Linked DNA regions of Homo sapiens: region 1 is linked to region 2. A link is an interaction called in ENCODE POLR2A ChIA-PET data of the cell type or tissue named here. Cell type or tissue: MCF 10A. All regions are shown on one strand. Links, peaks and the distances in the headings refer to the core of each region. The heading gives the core; the rest is flanking DNA.

Evidence for each region. ChIA-PET counts read pairs that join two places held together with the same protein. Peaks named below come from ENCODE experiments on the same cell type or tissue, not always from the same donor. Only the 100,000 strongest peaks of a DNase experiment are listed, where the experiment ranks them.
Region 1: POLR2A ChIA-PET joins it to region 2 with 6 read pairs; 3 of 35 experiments call an interaction of 5 or more read pairs at or near these places.

The regions. Positions count from the first base shown.
Region 1 is chr5:124,129,994-124,136,295 of GRCh38, forward strand. The region is part of intron 4 of LINC01170 (long intergenic non-protein coding RNA 1170); the gene reads right to left. It overlaps LOC101927397 (a long non-coding RNA gene), which reads right to left. Exons shown (of 4, transcript XR_246575.3): 2 at 5,047-5,131; 3 at 4,431-4,507; 4 at 1,201-2,005. Among named protein-coding and RNA genes, the nearest start is that of LINC01170, 310 kb to the right of the region's middle. In MCF 10A, for the core only: no CTCF peak of the experiment used is centred there; a DNase peak (open chromatin) is centred at 3,028.
Region 2 is chr5:124,075,465-124,081,766 of GRCh38, forward strand. All of the region lies in intron 4 of LINC01170 (long intergenic non-protein coding RNA 1170), which reads right to left. Among named protein-coding and RNA genes, the nearest start is that of LINC01170, 360 kb to the right of the region's middle. In MCF 10A, for the core only: no CTCF peak of the experiment used is centred there; no DNase peak of the experiment used is centred there.

The DNA.
Region 1 (6,302 bases), core at 1,560-4,059, 54 kb after region 2:
ATAAGGCAAAAGGAAATAATCACTGTATCTCAGACTCACAATAATGGAGCATAATTGCTATTTTCGTCTTGGTACTTGACACACATCATCTCACTTCTTCATCAGAATAGTGCCACAAAGTTGTCAGTATTGTTTGTTTTCATTTTCCACAGATGAGTGAATTGAGGTTCCAAGAGGTTAAATCTTTGCTCAGGGTCACACAACTGGTAAGTCAATAAGCTCAGCTTTAAAGCCCTGATTTGGCTGGTTCCAAAGCCCAGGTTTCTCCAGAAAATGTGATGCTCTTTCTGGGATGGCCCTGAAGAGTCTCTGTTTAACAATGCAAGAGAGTTGGCAATCTATTTTTTAAAGTCTTTTATGAAAAATGATCAAGTTTTTCTAATGATACTTTAAGAAAGGAAGAATGTAAATACTATTATGTGTTGTAATTCACCTTTTCTTACAAGGATTTTTTTCTAAAAGCCCCAAGTAGTTTGGTACAGAGTCAAATACCTGGAGCTGGAATCAAACTGGCTGGAGTTCCAGGCCCTGCCCCACCAAGGGCTAACATTCAAACTTTAACATTCTTGTGCCTCATTGCACTCAAGTTCATGTAATGGTAATAACAATACTTTGCTTGTAAGGTTGTTAGGAATATTGAAATAACGTATGGTGCCTTAGCCCATAGGCCTCAATACTTGAGGCTTCTTATTGGTAGTAATAGTAGTATCAACATAACAATGTACATGATTGACTTAAAGTAATTAAACTATGAGACACCAGCCAGCCAGTGTCATAAAATAGGCAGATCACGACAGAGAGGGTGCTTTATTACTCTTAGTAACTACCAAAATGATATTGTTAGTTGCTAGAATAACCTGCAGATTATAAATAGGGAGCTGCAAACACACATGGGACCAGGGGCTCTCTTCAAAGGGTTGCTGTTTCAGATAGAGGGCAAGAGTGACTTTGAATCTGGCAGTCTCTGTGGCATCTGCTTATGGGAGGTAGTACTGAGAGATGTCTTGTTTCTTGGCCAGGGTGACACGATTTGTGATTTATGCCCCTTATCACACCAGGGCTCAGCAAGCAGCAGCCTCTCTGCAGGGGAGACGCATGGCATTGCCATCACACGGAACCCGATTGTGCCATCTGGCAACAATCGGATTTCGTGTGATGGCAGAAATGTACATATACTTTCTGGAATTGATGCAGAAAAAGTGGTTTTAAATTTTTTTATTAACATATATATTTGACAAGCCTATAGATTCATGTTACTAATACTAGGATATATGATCTCTTAAAAGAAGACACATTGAACCACTTTCATAAACACTATAAAAAGTAAAGGACTACATATAAATCCCACATTTTGAAGCATCAAAAACAACAATAATTGCTTTAATTTCATGCTCTTGCACTTATATCATTTGTTCCCACTTTTAATCTGTTAGCTTAAAATCTTCAGCTTCTTTACGAGTACTTGTGTAAAAGTTGACTGAAGCTTACTATTCAGTACGTATGATGTATGTCAAATCAAATATACTATCATTTGCTAACAGTCACTTATAGACAGCAGAGCTCAGTTAAAATCTACCAGTAATTAGAGTCAACACTGGATGTGTTAACAGGGCCCATGTTAATGGATGTGCTAATTATTCTTCTCTGCGACAGACCCTGGCACCTGTTTGGTTTCAAGTTGGGACAAAGAGAGATTCTAGAATGATAGAGGAAGGAGGTCATCCAGGCCAATCCCTTCATTATACACAGGCAGAGTTTCAGAGTCCAAGATACACATCAATTATGGGATCTCTGTTTCATGAGAAATGCTAAGAAGATAATAAAAATAAACTACTACAGTGTGAATACTTAAAACTGCACATGGAAAGGGGAATCATTCATTAATGGGGAAAATACAAAGAGTAAGAATAAATGGCTCACCCTAAGATTGAAGTGATTAATAGGAATTCTCCCTTGGGATCCATCAATAGCAGGACCATTATTCTCTGGTATATTTATTAACAACCTGTAAGATGAATGAGGTGAGAAATAGTTGAATTTGATGACAAAATGGAAAGATTTAGGAAAATAGTAAACTATTATAGGAAAAAAATCTGAGAAAACCCTATATTAAACTAAAATAAGGGGGAAAAAAGAAGCGTGGACACATTGGAGCCTCTCGGAAAAAAAAAGAAAGTTATTGTGCATTATTCAGAAAGAATCTCTTCTGAATATTCAAGAGCAGACTGAATTTGATGAAGGACTCTGAGAATTGCTGTGAATAATTTTGTTAATAAATAAGCACAGACTGAACTAGTAGACACCCATTCTGTATGAGATAAAAAATAAGTCAGCTTCTGCCATGCCATGACCAGCCCATTCTGGTTTTTAGGGCTCTATCACTTCTGGCCTCTTAGGACTCTTCCTTAACTTATCCATCACGTCAGACTTCTCTGCAACTCTTAACCCCTCCAGCCTTACTAATTTGTGCCTAACTGACACCCGGAACCAGACACAGCTAACAATCTCCAAAGTGGTGCACCTACCTATGCCCTTCACATGCAAAATATTTAGAGCCAAAAGAATGGACCACCTGCTTCCTGAATGATCAAGCAAGATGAGAAAGCACAAAGTGTTAGGTACACAGAATGTACGGCTGCCTTGCGTTGTGAAAATTTGCTTAGAAATTCCAAGTTGTGAGTAAATGTGAAACCTCCTCTAATTGCTCATAGTCCCATCAGTAGCATCTGCCAGCAGGCATAGGAGCTCTTTTTTTTCTTTTTCCACTCAAGTCACCACTGGATGTGGAAGCCATCTTTCCCTCTTTGTTCCACCACTGACACAGGTGACCATGGCACTGCAGATGGCTCCTACCATAGCACTGTGGGCTCTCACATCTTGCTTATATTTCAAGACAATGTGAAAGTATGGGAAGAGAGAGACACAGCAATAGGCATCTGTCTTGGGTGAGTAGGAATTTCCATGTGTAACATGTCCTGACTTGCTGAGAATCTTTGTGCCTTGTGGGAGGCTCATTTGATTCTGCTCCACCTCCATGGCTTGCTTCTCCAGGTGTTGTGAGCCAGCTCCTCACTGATGTGTCAACACACCTGATTAGCCTGCAGTGGCAGGGTTTCCACACTTTCTGGAGAATACCCTTCATTTCTCTGGATGGAAGCCCAAAAGATTAAAGTCCATTAAGATGTCAAAGGAAAATAGAACTTTAATACCCTTAGCTAATGATCTTCTGGCAGGCTGTCTCTTTCTCCCTCTGTCTCTGTCTCTCTCCCCCTGCTACCTTGATATATACACACAAACTAGGTATTTATTATATATTATATGTATTATATATTATATACTAATATATTTTCTGAATACATATATATTAAGAAACAGAATATATATTCAGAAAATATATTTTAGTATATATTATATGTATTAATATAGAACTGTGAGAAATAGAATATATACATACTATTTTATATACTATCTCTATATATATTTAAAATATATGTATGTACAGAGCCTTAGCTCAGGCTACTACAACAAGAATACCAGATAGACTGGTTGGCTTAAACAAAAAAAAACATCTTTTTCTCACAGTTCTGGAGGCTAGAAATCTGAGATCAGGGTGCCAGCATGGTTAGGTCCCGGGAAGGGCCCACTTCTTGCTTTCCTTGTATGGTAGAGAGTGAGAGGAGGCAATCTTACTATTGTCTCTTCCTATAAGGCTACTAATTCCATCATGATGGTTTCACCTTCATGGTCTAATTACCTCCCAAAAGCCCCATTTTCCAATACCATCACATTGGGGATTGGGGGTTTAACATGTGACTATTAAAGTGACACAAACATTCAATCCATAGCATATATATGTGTATGTATATGTATATATTCTTACAGAAGGTAAGATCACGTGGATAAAAACATGTTAAAAAGGAAGCTTCTATATATGCAGAGAGATCACATAAAACTTGTTTTCACATAAAATATGGTTTGTAAAATTTTCTTCAGTTGAATGTCACCATAGAAAGTAACTAAAGTTAGAGTCTAAATTATTTCAACAGTAGTTGTTGAACTTATGAGAATAACAATGAGCCCTGAATAATAGTATTCTTGTATCCAAGGTTCAGCACATACAGCTGTGGGGATAAAGCCTGCTGTGCATGATACAGGCCGGCATAATTGTTCAGTTATGGCACCCAGGTGTCAGCCCTTCCACTAAACTTTATAATATGGTCATGGACACCCCCCAAGGTGTTATGGAAGACAAAAGGGACCATAACCATGAAAATTTATACATGTAATTATCATAGTTCTCATAGCAATAATGTGCATATCTGTTAATTTTTTAAAAGTGTCTCTATACTTCTGGTGGGTGTTTTTTGGTATTATAGTTTAAATTGGGTGTCTCTAGATAAAGTTAGATATTGACCATTGTTGAAAATTACCTGGGGTGACTTTACCACCTGACAGCTTCTTTAACCTAATGAGTCATCAAACACAATTGAACTTGAAATGTCCACCTCTGTTAAATGGGGAAAAAAAAATTGTTAAAGGCTATTAGAATAAAATGAGAATAGAAATATATACACATATATGAGCATTTTATAAATTGTTATGTCTAATATGTACATATGAATACATATATTTATTCCTCCTTGTTAAAATTCTATGTGCAATAGTGGAAATTCAGTATAAAGTAGGACTTTAGTGCATTCTATTAAGGAACATTTACCTGAGGAACTAAGAAGATTTTGCTCAGCAAGGAAACCTTGAATGGGAGAGCTCCTCCTCATAAGAATCTCAAGAGTAATGCTGTAATTGTGAACTTCAGCATGAAAGATACATCTATGATCATGTTTAAGGCATACATATATTTGAAATGAGATATTGTCAAAGGAAAAATCTTCCCCAGTAGAATCATTCATACTTAAGGAACTAATGAGATCATCCACATAGATAATGAATCCATTACTTGAAAGAGAAATCAAATTGTAAATTTATATCCTGTATTTCCACTGATGTATATAAATATTGAATGAAATATGAATAAAAATACCTCACCTTATCACTCATGTGTCCAACTGAACCATTTCCAAAGTAAATAAAAAAAGTCGCGTTGAAATTACTTCTAGTTTTCATGATCTCACTGGGAAGAGAAATAATTTTATTCAATAGTCTGCTGTAACTCTGTCATTATGCTGTAGTGAGGTAATTTGCTAAAACAGCTGCCTCTAATGAGTAAACCTTTCCATCTGGCACATCCAGTATAGATACAAACAACTTCATCAGTTTTAAATAAAAAAGTAAAGAAGAGGAACTCTATTTCATGAAAAAATAAATAATTCTATTTTATGAAGTGGCTCTTGAACTAAACACAGGATAAATGCATTTTGAGGAGAAGACCATTTCTGTTTCTCTTGCTGGAGCCGTTTTGTCTGTTCCCAGGCTAAGAGCTCACAAACTTGTTCCAAATTTCTTTTTGCCATGTTGATAATGTGGATAGATTATAAATAATTATATATAATCTGGAGAGATTATAAAACAATTCAGTATAGGTCTATAATAGATTCAACACACAAGAAAACCTAGACAAAAGGAATGCTCTTGTAATATGTTAACTCAAAACTAGAATGAGTAAACATGTTTTTCATAATATCTACATTTTTTAACTTATCTTTTATTCTGAGAAATTATTATTAGGATCTTAATGTAAAGCCGCATTCCATTCAGAAATCCTTGATACCTCACGTGGAACTTTGACTAGCAGATATTCAAAGAAACTTTTGCTACCTGAATAATTGGTGGAAAACTGCATAACACTATAATCTTCTTAACTGCTAATTATTTGGGGTCAGTTTTTATAAAATATTAACTCTTCCCTTTACCATTGTGATAGTTAATACTGAGTGGCAACTTGATTGGATTGAAGGATGCAAAGTATTGTTCCTGGATGTGTCTGTGAGGGTCCGAAGGAGATTAACGTTTGAGTCAGTGGGCTGGGAAAGGCAGACCCACCATTAATCTGAGTGGGCACCATCTAATCAGCCACCAGCATGGCCAGGATATAAAGCAGGCAGAAAAATGCGAAAAGACTAGCCTGGCCTAGCCTCCCAGCCTACATCTTTCTCCCATGCTGGATGCTTCCTGCCCCCAAACATCGGACTCCAAGTTCTTCAGTTTTGGGACTCAGACTGGCTCTCCTTGCCCCTCAGCTTGCAGTTGGCTTATTGTGAGACCTTATGATCACGTGAGTTAATACTTAATAAACTCCCCTTTATATATTTATCTATGCTATTAGTTCTGTCCCTCTAGAGAAC
Region 2 (6,302 bases), core at 2,393-4,892:
TTTGAGGTCTACTAATATGATACCTCTTCCTTTCTTCTTTTTGTTCAGGATTGCTTTGGCTGTTTGGGGTCTTTTGTTGTTCCAAACAAATTTTAAGATTTTTCTTCTACTTTTGTGAAGAATGTCATTGATATTTTGATAACAATTGCATTGAATCTGTAGATTGCTTTGTGTGGGATGGTCATTTTGACAATATTAATTCTTCCAGTTCTTAAGTATGAGATGTCTTTGCATTTGTTTGTATCCTCTTTAGTTACTTGTAGTTCTATACAAAACATCAATGTTTTATAGTTTGCCTTGTAAAGGTCTTTCACTGCCTTGGTTGAATTTATTTCTAATTATTATTTTTTGGGTAGCTGTTGTAAATGAGATTGCCTTCTTGATTTCTTTTTCAGCTAGTTCATTGTTTGTGTATAAAAATGCTACAAATTTTTATATATTCATTTTGTATCCTGCAACTTTACTGAATGTATTCATCAATTCTCAGAGTTTTTTGGTAGAGTCTTTGGGGTTTTCTATATATAAGACCTGTGTATAAGATATTATTATCTGCAAAATTTGACTTCCTTCTTTCTTATTTGGATGCCCTTTATTTCCCTCTCTTGCCTAATTGTTCTGGCTGGAACTTCCAGAACTATATTGAATTACAGAGGTGAGAGTGAGCATCCTTGTGTTGTTCCAGTTCTTAGAGAAATAGCTTTTAGACTTTTGATGTTAGCTATGTGTTTGTCATATATAGCCTTTATTATGTTGAGGCACTTCACTTTTATACCTAATTTTTAAGTTTTTATCATGAAGAGATGTTAAATTATATCAAACGCTTTTTCTTTATCTATTGAGAGGAACATATTGTTCTTTTCCTTTATTTTATTAATGTAGGCATAACGTTTGTTGATTTGTATGTGTAGAACCATCCTTTCATTCCTGGAATAAATCTCACTTGATCATGTTATATTATCTCTTTGATGTGTTGTTGGATTCAGTTTGCTAGTCTTTTGTTGATTATTTTTCGTCTATGTTAATCAGGCATGTTGTCCTATAGTTTTCTATTTTTGTTGTGCAGTTGTCTGATTTTGGTGTCAGGGTTTATACTGGCCTCATAAAATGAGTTGCAAAGAGTGCCCTCTCCTTCAATTTTTTAGGATGGCTTGAGAAGAATTGATATTAATTACTCTGTAAGGTTTTGATAGAATTCGGTGGTGACGCCATTTGTTTATGGACTTTTCTTGGTTGGAAGACTTATTATTACTGATTGGTGTATTCTAGTTTTCTGTTTCTTCTTCTTGATTCAATCTTAGTAGGTTGTATGTGTCCAGAAATTTATCCATTTCAAATTTATTTGACATATAATTGTTCCCAGTAGTCTCTAATGATCCTTTGTGTTTCCATGGTATCTGTTGTGACATCTCTTTTCTTATTTCTGATTTTACTTCTTTGGATCTTCTCTCTTTCTTTTTTAGTTAGTCCAGATAATGGTTTGTTATTTCCCTTTGTCTTTTTTATAAACTAGCCTATTGTTTCCTTGATCTTTTGTATTATCTTAATTTTGTTTATTTCTGCTCTGATTTTTATTATTTCTTTCCTTCTACTAATTTTGGGTTTGCTTTCTTCTTGATTTTTTAGTTCTTTGAGATGCATTGTTAGCTTATTTATATGACATCTTTCTAGTCTTTGATGTAGGCATTTATTACTATAAATTTGCCTCTTAATACTGATTTTCCTGTGTTCCATAGTGTTTGGTATGTTGTGTTTCTATTTGCATTTGTTTCAAGAAATTTTTCTGTTTCACCCTTAATTTCTTCCTTCATCCTTTGGTTGTTCAGGAGCATGTTGTTTAATTTCCATGTATTTGTATAGTTTCAAATTGTCTTCTCATTTGTAATGTCTAGTTTTATTCCACTGTGGTTAGATAATATGCTTGAAATGATTTTTATTTAAAAAAAAGTTTTAAGAATTGTTTTGTATTCTAACTTATGGTCAGTCATTGAGAATATTCCATGTCCTAGTAAAAAGAATGTGTATTCTGCAGCTGTTGGGTGATATGTTTTATAAATGTCCATTTTCTCTATGGTGCAGTTTAAATTCAATATTTCTTTGTTGATTATCCACCTAGATGATCTGTCTAGTGCTGAAAGTGGGGAATTTAAGTCCCCAACTATTATTGTATTGGGATCTATTTTTCCCTTTGGATTTGATGTTTGCTTTATATATCTGGATATATATCTGGTATTGGGTGCATCTGAATTTACAGTTATTATATTTTCTTGTTGAAGTGATTCTTTTATTATTATATAATGTTTTTCTTTGTCTTTTTTTTTTTTTTTTTTCTGAGACGGAGTCTCGCTCTGTCGCCCAGGCTGGAGTGCAGTGGCGGGATCTACGGCTCACTGCAAGCTCCGCCTCCCGGGTTCACGCCATTCTCCTGCCTCAGCCTCCCAAGTAGCTGGGAGTACAGGCGCCCGCCACTACGCCCGGCTAATTTTTTGTATTTTTAGTAGAGACGGGGTTTCACCGTTTTAGCCGGGATGGTCTCGATCTCCTGACCTCGTGATCCACCCGCCTCGGCCTCCCAAAGTGCTGGGATTACAGGCGTGAGCCACCGCGCCCGGCCCTTTGTCTCTTTTTAAAGCTTTTAACTTGAAGTCTGTTTTGTCTGATATAAATATAGTTACTCCTGTTTGCTTATGATTTCTATTTACATGGAATATCTTTTTTCATCCCCTTACTTTCAGTCTGTGCATCTTTATAGGTAAGGTAAGGTAAGTTGACCAGCTTAAGGGCTGATGGTAATGGCAGACCATTCCTCCAGCTAGAAGTGCAGTGGTGAGGATTGTTTTCTCTGCTTTGCAGGACCAGAGTCATAGCTGATCCTTGGCCCAAGTTCCACATAGCTGGGGTTATGGCATTCAGCCACCCATGTGGGCTTGGCATGACAAAGTTGGTACCCCAGTGCTGGAGAGGTGCAGTGGCTACTGGCTTCAGAGTAGGGCACACTCCAGAGGTGGCTCTGGTCTCAAGATGGAACCAGGTTTCAGCTGCTTGGCTCACAGGGTGTGGGGGTGGGGTAGGGAGTACACACCATGTGCTCCTAATTTGGAACAAGGCAATCGCATGAAGTCCTGACAGCTCTCCAAATTCAACTCAGGGATTCTGAGGACTGTGGGATTCTCCTGTTGTAAAAATTGTGGGTGTTTGAAGTGGCAATGGGGGTCGGTGAAAATTTTCTGCTTATGTTTTCCTTGCAATGGGGAGTCCTTCCTGACTCTAGGCTGATCATATTTGGATGGGGTTGATGGGGCTGCAGATGCTGGGTGCTTCCATTCTGCCCTCCTGAACTTCCAATCACCTCAGGTGCCTCTCCACTTCAGTACTCTCCCATTGACTCTCCTGTCAAATCTTAGCTGTTTATTTGTTGTCTTGGTCCTTGCTTGCAGACCAGCTATCTCTAGTCAGCTAGAATGCCAGCTATCTCTAGTCAGCCATCTTGCTGACGTCACTCCAAGACATAGTGTCTTGAAGCCTTTCCTTAGAAGCATCAAAGGAGACGCGAGGATTGTTTATTTGTTTATATCTTTAGAAAAAATAGCTCAGTATTAATGATTGAAAAAAAATTTAGTCCCATCCACTTTAAGCTCATGTTTTTGTAGCTCCTCAGATCTTGGCAATATTAACAACTTCAGCACTTATTATAAGACTATATAAACCAGCAAAGCACTTCTTAGGTATTTATGTTTCCCTTGCTGAAGTTTTGAAAACATTTTGGTTGTCTCCCATGGGATGTGATTTCCAAATTCTCAAATTACCCTCTGTTGCTTCCTTTTCCAAAAGATAAAGAGCTACATTGCATGCTTCTTTCTCAATACTGTGTATACTTAATGACATTTTTAAAACAAGATTTTTTTCCTTCTTTTTTGTTTCCCCAGATGCAGATACAAGTGAAGGATAAAATTTACCAAGTAGTGTATTGAGTGTCTATTGCTGAGTCCTCAAAAGCCATGCATCACTCCAAAAAGTAAAAGGATCTTAATCTTTTAGCATTTCTTCTCTTTTAACTCTCTGACAATCTCATTTCTCTGAGTATTAAGAACATAAATGTAGTGTCTACTTATACATAAATGGGGTCATCTACTTCTGACATCCTCATATTGGTTAATTTGGTAAAGAGCTGCTTGAACTGTCCTTACATTGAATCCATTCAGCAGCTCTTGCTACTTGTCATAGTAGCTCAGACAGTTTCATCCAGGGCGGGTATCCACTGAGAAAGAAGGTTGATGAAACTGGATCCTTTCACTCTGACACATACTTCTTGAAAAAGTTTCTAGAATGGGTATACACAATGTACATTTCTGGTCTTTTGATGCATTTTCCTCATTATCTAGATTTTCATATGTGTAGTCATTTAGACAAAGTTCCTTTTCTTTGCACTGCTATATTCAGTCAACTGTTGACTATTTCATTAACCCTCTCCTTATGGTCCTAAACTAGGACCTAGTTTACATCCTATCTAGTTGAAAGTGCTTCTTTATTTATTTTCTGGCAGTGCCACACAGTTTTTTTTTTTTTTTGTTCTATTTAGAGCTTTTCTTTGTTGTATATGTTTATATATTTTATTATTACTTTCATGAGCAAGCAGAGCCCAGCAATTCCCAGGGGATGAACAGTCTATAGTACATATCTTTTAAAAATGGCATATGTCAAAAATTCAGATTATTGTTTCAAAGCAAAAAGTCAAAAGACTTCACTAGTACTTGAAGGGGTAAAGCAAAGAAGAATATGGAGGTGAGGGGTGGAGATATCAGACCTAAATTACACATTTCATCTTCTGGAAACCTCAGCCAATCCCTTCTTTCTTCAGAATCCCATGAGCAGACTATCAAAGACCCATCTCCCTCTGAGCCTTCCTCAGTAATATCCTCCTTTCCTTTTGAACTTACCAACTTTAATCCTGGCAGTACTATTTACCCTACCTTCCTGAGTCATTCTGTGGACATTGTCAAGGCTTGTTTCTCTCTCCCACTCCACTAGCTAATGTGTATATAAACTGATAGTTTATACATTCAGTGTGTACTTTGGTTTAGTTCTTTGTGCTTGTGTCCAAATGCATAGCACATTTGTCTATCAGAAATGTTGAGCAAGGGGAAAAAAGCAATCAGAAATCAAGTTTGATTTAGTTCAAGTTGACATTTATAAAAATAAAGAGTTGAGCCAGGCTGTGGACAAAGTAGAAGGGGGTCTGTCTGCCCTTCTTACTGTTTATATTAGTAAGATGAGTAAGGCAGTGAGAAGTTAGAGATCTCTATTTTAGACTATAAGCTTTTGAGGGAGTGCACAGTAACACTTTTAAAATATATTGCTATATCTTTTAGAATGATATTTGGAAAAATGTTGCCTTTAATATCACCATATTTTAACTTGTCCAAACACAGAGGTTTTAATAAGGCAGTGATCTCCAAGCCTCTTTAATTGTGCATCTTTATTAGTAAAAAAAGTGGAATGTATAGTCCCAATACACAGACATATCTATATGGATTATTCACGTATATTACTTTTACTTTATATATTATAAAGCATAAAAATTAAAGTTAAAAATGAATAAGATAAAAATAATTTTTGAATAAAATTATAATATTTTACCCACACCCTAATGGATTACTCAAGCAAGTCTGCCGTACATGTACCCAATGATAGAGGCAACTGTATTTGACTATTTTCTTGCGATATCATATCTTAAGAATGACTAAGTCCTGGCAGTTATATCTCTGAATTTATCTCAAATTACCACTTCTTTTCTTTTCCCACCACTGTGGCTTTCAATTAGAATCTCTTCAACAACCCTTACCTGAACTCTCTTGCTAGTCTCCTTGCTTCCTTTAGCTCTTCTTCCCAATGCACACTTTACCCAGTGGCCTGGATGCTCTCTCCAAAATTCAGTACTCATTGGTCTCTGCTCTGCTCAAGTCCTTCATTGGCTCTGCATTGCCTACAAGACAGAGCTGAAAGCTCTGAGCATCACACAGACTGTCCTTACTCACCTTTCTAGTTTGCCTTCCTCCTTTCCCACCTGACTCTCTAGCTATGTTAAATTGACTGCAGCTTTTGAAGGCACCCTTCTTTCTTTTATTTTCACCTTTGTGATATTTTATCTTCCAGAGATGGCCCTTTCTTCTTGTCTGCTTATCAAACCTCAATATTCAGCTTAAATATCACTTCCCTTAGAAGGTTCTCTTTACTTCCCTTTGCAGAATTAAGCACTTGTCTTCCTGTGTTTAACACCTGTTTGTGTCAAATTGGGGCAATTATCA